2 separate regions of the Homo sapiens genome follow, and region 1 is linked to region 2. A link is an interaction called in ENCODE POLR2A ChIA-PET data of the cell type or tissue named here. Cell type or tissue: GM12878. All regions are shown on one strand. Region 1 overlaps PDE8A (phosphodiesterase 8A). Region 2 overlaps PDE8A (phosphodiesterase 8A).

Evidence for each region. Peaks named below come from ENCODE experiments on the same cell type or tissue, not always from the same donor. Only the 100,000 strongest peaks of a DNase experiment are listed, where the experiment ranks them.
Region 1: POLR2A ChIA-PET joins it to region 2 with 6 read pairs; 1 of 35 experiments calls an interaction of 5 or more read pairs at or near these places.

What each region holds. Positions count from the first base shown.
Region 1 is chr15:85,002,992-85,006,991 of GRCh38, reverse strand. The region is part of intron 1 of PDE8A (phosphodiesterase 8A); the gene reads right to left. Among named protein-coding and RNA genes, the nearest start is that of PDE8A, 23 kb to the right of the region's middle. In GM12878, no CTCF peak of the experiment used is centred here; no DNase peak of the experiment used is centred here; H3K27ac peaks cover 482 bases.
Region 2 is chr15:85,072,264-85,076,263 of GRCh38, reverse strand. PDE8A (phosphodiesterase 8A) reads right to left here. Exons shown (of 22, transcript NM_002605.3): 4 at 346-402. Among named protein-coding and RNA genes, the nearest start is that of PDE8A, 92 kb to the right of the region's middle. In GM12878, no CTCF peak of the experiment used is centred here; a DNase peak (open chromatin) is centred at 2,480.

The sequences.
Region 1 (4,000 bases), 69 kb after region 2:
TAAATGCACAATGTCCCACCACAGCTGGACACCAAGTGCTGCCGAAGGTGCTTTCTCCATGTCCCCAACCACTCCTCCTCTCCTCTTCGTAGGGACTAGTCCAAATTCCAAATATTCCCTCTTCTCAAGTACATGTCAAAAGTCTCTAATGCCAGAAGGGACATCATATACATGCCCTAATCTCATCCTCCCACTCGCAATACAGTAGCCTAATTCCCTCCTATTTCAGTGAGCAATCCTAAAAATGTTTACCAGGGGTAAGTTTAAAAGGCAAACCAGGGAAAAAAAAAAAGTTATTCACCACACATGACAAAAAGATTAACATTCTTAACTTTTAAAAAATCTACACAAGAAGAAAAACTCTATTTCTCCAATAGGAAAACAGCCAAAGTAATAGACAATATAAAAAAAATTACAAATGGTTGATAAACATATGGACAAAGACTGATATCCGTTTCAAATCAACTTAATGCAAATAAAATTGGCCAAGATTAAAAATGGGTAATACCACATTCTTCCAGGTAGACTAAATGTTAATTCCCAAATCAAACTAACTGAGTGCCTGGACCATGTACTTTAGCCCCACCTGGAATCTGTGTATGGCATCCTGCCCTCAGCTTGCACTGAGAGACATTCACCACCACATTTATGATGGCAACATTGTTCAGAACCTTGTCCCTCTGAAAGGACCCATGAGAATACTTTCTTTTATTATTATTATTATAATAATAATACTTTAAGTTTTAGGGTACATGTGCACAATGTGCCGGTTAGTTACATATGTATACATGTGCCATGCTGGTGTGCTGCACCCATTAACTCGTCATTTAGCATTAGGTATGTCTCCTAATGCTATCCCTCCCCCCACCTCACAACAGTCCCCAGAGTGTGATGTTCCCCTTCCTGAGAGAATAATTTCTTTAGGTCTGAGCTCAGAAACTGTACTTCTCCTGAGTCATTTGCCATTTTTAAATCTCCAGAATTCTGCAACTGTTTTCGTATTTGGTGAGGCTGTGGAAGCTCAGAGCCGAACGTGTGACCCAGCCCCATGGCAATCATGCATGCCCCTGTGGCATGTGTTTCCACATACTGACCTCACTCCTGACTTAATTGGTCAGTTCTCGCCATGTTCCCTTGGCCCAATTTCCTTTTTTTTTTAAACTTATTATATGTATTTTTTAAGTTACTTAAACTCTTTTTGAAACAAAACGAGAGAGGGCAGTCCTAATGCTGAGGTTGTCCCCACTCTCCTGTCCTCCATATTCTGAGAGGAATGAATCAGATTGGACTTTCACAGTTTTCATTTGTCACCACAGGTGTATAAGGTGTCTGTGTCCTGGGCTAATGAATTCTGATTGTGCAAATTAGCTTCTTAAGCAATAGTCCCTAAATACTTGGTGATTTCTAATTGCCTTACTAAATACCATATAATTCTCTCAAAATGTTCTTTTAGGAACACCAGGGGGCATATTTTTCAAGACGGAGGTGCTATAAAATCAACAAATTTGACAAGCTATTCAAATTCTAAAATGGCCTGGAATATTTAACTCAAAATATTAAAAGTTCCTGTAATAACAGCTGGGCACAGTGGCACATACTTGTAATCCCAACACTTTGGGAGGCCAAGGCAGGAAGATTGCTTGAGTCCGGGAGTTCAAGACCAGCCTGGGCAATATAGTGAGAACCTTTCTCTACAAAAAAATTAAAACATTAGCCAGATGTGGTGGTGCATGGCAGCAGTCCCAGCTACTCAGGGGGCTGAGGTGAGAGGATCATTTGAGCCCAGGAGCTCAAGCTGTGATCATGCCACTATACTCCAGTCTGGGTGACACAGCAAGACCCTGTTTCAAAACAAAAAACAAAAAAAAGTCCTATAGTAATATAGAGATAATACCCAGCTATAAAACAAATGCATACTGCAATGTGTAAGATAAATGTATTCTATATACTTCCTAGATGAAAAGACAAACTTTAGAAAAGTCACTAAAACAAAACAGGAAAAAAAATCATATGGACTATGTTGAGTCCATATGATTCCATTATGGTGGAAGAGAAATAAAATGTCATAATGTATTCTTCAAAGAAACTATGTATCATTCAATCCAGAGAGAAAACATTGTCTAAAGGTAAAAAAAAAAAAAAAAGAATATTAAAAAATGTAATTATCCCCACTCTAATTCCAGAGAATGGGGAAGTGAAACTAAGATACATCCATTCAGACCCAACTTGGTTGTGTTCAAGTATTCAAAGAAACATCATAGAACTGACAGCAATGAACGGAAGCAGAACTTAGAGATTCAGATTGTATCCTTTCTCTCTCCCTATTCCTCTTCCATTTCATTGGTTGTATCAGCCAGGATGCTTGTGGTTGCAAGTCAAGAAAATTAATCTTAAAGTATTAGGCGATAGAGTGGATTTACTGCCTCATGCTAACGCAGAGTCCAGGGTCAGCTCTTGCGAGCTTCAGGAAAGGTTTGGTAGGACTTCACAATACGGGTTTGCAATTCTCTAAGCCTATTCTCACCCAGGAGTTGGCTTTGTCCTCACTGTGGGGGGCTGTGAGGGAGGTGGGAGGAACATCTTCCCCCAACCACTCCATAGTCTGATTGGGACAGTTTCTATGACATGCCTGCCCCTGAATTAGTAACTGGGACCAGATGAATTCCATGTCCTGCTCAGCTTGGGCCTGGGTTATGTATCTATTACTGAACCAATAAATGAGGCAAGGATGTTGCTGGGGCCCACCCTAGAGCTGGAAATGAGCTCAATCCCACCCAAACTACACAACTATTATGCATGGCAAAGGGGAAAAGGGGAAGCAACAAATGTTACCAAAGAAGCTGTGGCAGAGGCTGGCTTGCTGGCTACTGAAACTCAGTTCCTCTTCTTATTGGGCACACAGCTAGATCATATTTCCCAGCCTTCAGTGAAGTGTGGCCATGTGGCCAATGGAAAGTAAGTAATCTGACATGGACCACTTCTAGACCTGGCCGTTAAAAACCTCTCACTCATGACCCTCCATGCTCTTTTCTCCTTTTGGGAGCTTGTCCATATAGACAAGCATGGCAACCTTGGCAACCATATGTTGAAGATAAAAGAGCCACAGATAGAAGGAGCCTTAGTCCCTGAATCACTGCTTTGAGAACAGTCTTCCACTCTTCTCTAAGGACAGGGTAAAATGAGAAGTGATGAGCAATGCAGGGTAATTAAATATCTCTTAGGCAGGCTACACGAAGTAAGGGAGAACGTCAACTGGGAAGCCTTGTTGAAATTTTCCTACAAATTACCTATTCTTCTCTTAGCAAACAGAGTAAGTGGAAAAGTTCTCTAACAATTCAGAATACAAACTGCCTCAGGGTAAGATTAGGAATAAAAACTATCATTACATATAAAAGTAGTATTAATTCTTATGCTGAAAAAGCGTTTTGGGGCCTTGGCTGAACCCCAGTGCAGGGACAGCTATTGTTCTGATCAGTACCCTCACCTCCTCTGAGGGGCGCTCCCCCTCATTGCAACTATCCTGTTCTGTGAAAGTTGTTGCCCATCGCAGAGGTCGTCCACTGGCTGCTGGGGTGGGCAGGTGTTTCCAAGCCAGGCCCATCTTGGTTTTTCCCCAGGATTTTCAAATTGGAATTAAGGGAAGAAGCTCTCTACTGATGAAGTTATAAAATGTGAGGCCAGGAGCTACTGATGGACATTGTTTCCTGTTGAACAGCAAAAAGTAGCCCAAGGAAACAAAGATGGCACCAATGACAGGGAAAGATGGAAAAAAAGTCCTGGTTTCATTTGTACCAGAGGCCAGCATACCCATGTCCTTCCCTTGGTCTGGTTATGTAAGCCAGAATATGGTGATCCACAAATTCCACTTCTGGCTTCAGCTAGTTTAGAATGCATTATGTCACTTACAGTCAAAAGAAACCTGACCAATATAATCAGGAAACTTGACTGAAAAAAAAAAATTCATGACATCTCACTAAACTCAAAGAAGTAAAATGAAAAA
Region 2 (4,000 bases):
TTTAAAGACAAAACCTAAGATTCCCCCCTCAGAGATATTTGGAGTTAGAAGGCCCTAGGAAGATACCCCTGGAAAACATTCATACTTTTAGGAATGGAATTCTCTCATAGTTCGCCTGTTTCTAAAGTGAAAGGCAGTTTAAAAATCACAAAAATCTAGCATGAGAGCACAAAGTCCTTCCAGGAAGTTAACTGAAGCAGCAAAATAAAATAAAGAATAAAGAAGAGAAGGCCACACTACAAAGGGGCATGCCTGACACAGCATGCAAGCTGTTATTTGGCCATCTGTTAAGAGCAAGTATTACACTGGTACCTCAATTTCAACATTAAAAAAATGAAAGTTTACCTGCGTACTACACCAACAATAACTGTGTTTTCTGAGAGTTTTGATGATCTGATAGACCTTAAAAAAAACACAAAACTTTAAAATAAATATAAAAATAATCCTTAAAAACCAAATATACTTAAACAATTACAACAATTAAAGTTGGAAGAGGGGTAGAAGGGAGAGTAAATGATCCCCTCACTCTCTGAATTCACTCACCTTCTTGACTACTTGATCTTTCTCTCTTTTGGGGGCAAACTCCCACTCAGTGGACTGTGTTAACTGTAATGATTATGGAGTATGAATTAACAGCTAACTAAGATGACATGTATTCTACTTGTTCTGATCTTTGTTAACCTGCATTGTTTCAGGCGGAGTATTTTCCCTGCTTTGTGCTTACATGAAAGAAGCCGTTGGTCTCTTCTTCCAAAGGAAAATGCAAGTTTATGTCTATTACCACAAGATGATGGCTATGCTTACAACGGGGATAAAGGAGCCCAAGGGCTGGCTCCACTGCATTCTAAGGAGCACAAAGGATGAAGAGTTACTAGGTAAAATGGAGGCTAAATAACCAAAAATAATCCAAAACTAGGAAATGCAAGATATTGTAATCGGTCAGAAAGAAGAGCATCAACACCTCATGAAAAGGTTAAGAACAGAGGACTGGTCTAGAAAAGTACAAGAGACTGTTCGACTAAAGTTACCCAAAGAGTACAAGACTTCCCATACAGAGTAAATTCAACCCTTTTGCAGAAGCAGCTTTAGAGGCCATGGGGAATGAAAATACAGCCAAAATATCAGAGCAGAAATAAATGTGACATAGAGTAAAAGAAAGAAAAGAAGTGCTCCACTGGAGATATGCAACAGCTTTGAACTCATCCTACACTGGGAGAAGCGAGCAGACTCTAGAGAAGAACAACTCCACTGGAGAAGAAAGGAACTCACCCCAGACCCAGAGGAAGACGACTTATGTTGGAGAGGGACTCTAAAAGGAGGAGAATGTAGAGGAACATAACCAGACTGCCCTAGTCAAGTCAAAGGTGAGCTGGCCTCCTGGAGAATGTGTCTAGGATGGCACAGAAACCAGTCAAGACTGACTGCATTTGCTTCAGCTGTTAGTTCAAGGTATAGAGCCACTTCTGAATCACAAAATCCAGAAAATAATTTGAGTGACTAGTTCTCAAGTCTCTCAAAGATGGTATACAACATAACCATTCCAGATGCGTAAGAGATTCATCATGCACGATGGATGCCCCCATCTTTTTGAGACAGGTTCCTATTTGTCACCAGGCTGGAGTACAGTGGTGCAATCACAGCTCACTGCAGTCTTGACCTCCTGGGCTCCAGCTATGAGTAGCTGCGACCAGCTGGCACATGCCACTGGCTAATTTTTTTATTTTTTGTAGAGACGAGGTCTCACTACATTGCCCAGGCTGGTCTCAAACTCCTGCATTCAAGCAGTCTCCTGCCTTGGCCTCCCAAAGTGCTGGGATTACAGGCGTGAGCCAGCACACTCAGCCAAATGCCCCCGCCCCAGTCTTAGCAAACTTTTCTGTAAAGGGTCAGGGAATAAATATTTTAGGCTTTGCAGGCCATATGGACTCTTGTCACAACTACTCAACTCTACCACTGTAGCACAAAGGCAGTCACACATAATACACAAATGAATGGGCAAGACTGTGTTCTCCTTTGCCCATTCTTGCCTGTAGGGATTCGGGCTTCATTTTCTTATGGAATCCAGGTTGAGAAAGGCTGAATCTAACAACACATGCAGAATAGGCCAGGGGTAGGGAAGTTGCTCAGGAATGGAAAAGCAGCTCTAGCGACCAGCCAGTCTCTCTCATGTTCACTTCTTCCCCACCCCCTCAACATCCCTGCTTTTCTGTGTTCACTCTGTACTCCTCTAGCATCCACCTGCCTATCCTCTCCAGAGGGAGCCAACCTAAGGGTGCTGCATGGCTCTGCTGGAAGACCCCTTGCAGACACGCCACCTCAGGGCTTACTGGCCAGGTGTCAATCCCCAGTTCAACCCTGGTCCCCCTGACTGGGGAGAGCAGGCAGGCTCAGCTTCCTGGGGAAGAGCTATGGGAAAGGCTGCTTAGGCCTGGAGGGGTCACTGGCACAACAGACACTCACAGACACAGCTAGTGCACTCATCACACCTGCTGACTAATACTCATCCTAACACTGATCTCAAACAGGGAATAAGGCGTGACTCACAAATGGTATTTTCATCACTTCTAGTGACACTGTATCTGTCCTGTGTTTACATTTCCATCATATCACAGAGATTTGGAAGGAGAAAGGGCAAATTTAAGTATGTAGCCATTTCAAACCAGCTTTCAGCTTTTTAGAAGAAAAATCAAGATGGGAGTGATGTAATGGCAAGTAGGCAAGTAGGTAGGTGATCTCACTAAGGAGCTTTGAATGAACTACTCCTATCTGGAGACACAAGAATGAGAAGCACTGGATTAAGGATAAAGTGGAAGGGAGGACCTTGTTTACCTGGAGATAAGCCCTTAAAAACAGCTCTAAAACTGTATAAAAAGGTAGAGACATACTGGGACCTTTTCTGGTGCATATGAAGGAAGAACGGGCTAGAAAACAGAAATGTCAGGAAACTGAGTTGAAAAATAACATCCTTGCATTGGAATTCATGAAAACTAGGAAAGAAATTACTTGGCATTATTGAAATGTATACCTGAATGTTCAGGAAGTCAGAATTCAAGAAGGTCACGAAAAAGATGGAGTGCGATCCTGTAGAATGAGATTCTGAAAGCAGTGTTAAGTACTCAGGGAAGTCCCCACCCACCCCACTTTTTTTTTGAGACAAGGTCTTGCTCTGTCGGCCAGGCTCAAGTGTAGTGGTGTGATCATGGCACACTGCAGCTTTGACCTCCTGGGCTCAAGTGATCCTCTCACATCGGCCTCTCAAGTAGCTGGGACTACAGGCAAGTGCCAACCATGCTTGGTTTATTTTTTGATGTTTTGTAAAGATAGGGTTTCACCATGTGGCTCAAGCTGGTCTCGAACTCCTGGGCTCAAGCAATCTGCCTGCCTTGGCCTCCCAAAGTGCTGGGATTAGAGGTGTGAGCCACCAAGCCCGGCCTCACTGGGAAAGTCTTAAAAGCATGCTACTTGGTTTACCATTAGGAATCCTTTTGGCCACACAAGATAGAAAACACCAGAGAAGAGTGGTTTAAACAGTATCTGTCTCACACATCAAAAATGTGCAGAGGAGACAGTCCAGGGCTGCCATGGACTCTGCAGGATCAGGAACCTAGCTCCTACCAGTGTTTCTCTACTATTGTCTGTACATGAGGTTTCTTCCTCATGGTCCAAGACAGATACTGAACACTAGCCATAATGTCCACATTCCAGATAGCAGGAAAAAGGGAATGCTCCTTCCCTAAGTATACTTTCCAGAAGATACACATGATAGGTCCATTGGCCAGCTGTAAGAAAAACTAGGGAATGCAATCTATTTTCTAGGTAGCCATATGCCCAGCTACACATCAGAGATTCTGTTATTAGGAAAAGAATAGAAATGGATACTGGGGGCAACTACCAGACTCAAGCTACTCTAGGCAACTACAAATAATTCTGATAATGGTCTCAACACAACACTGGAAAAAAGGCCACATAATGGAGGCTCACTATAAGAACATAGCCCAGC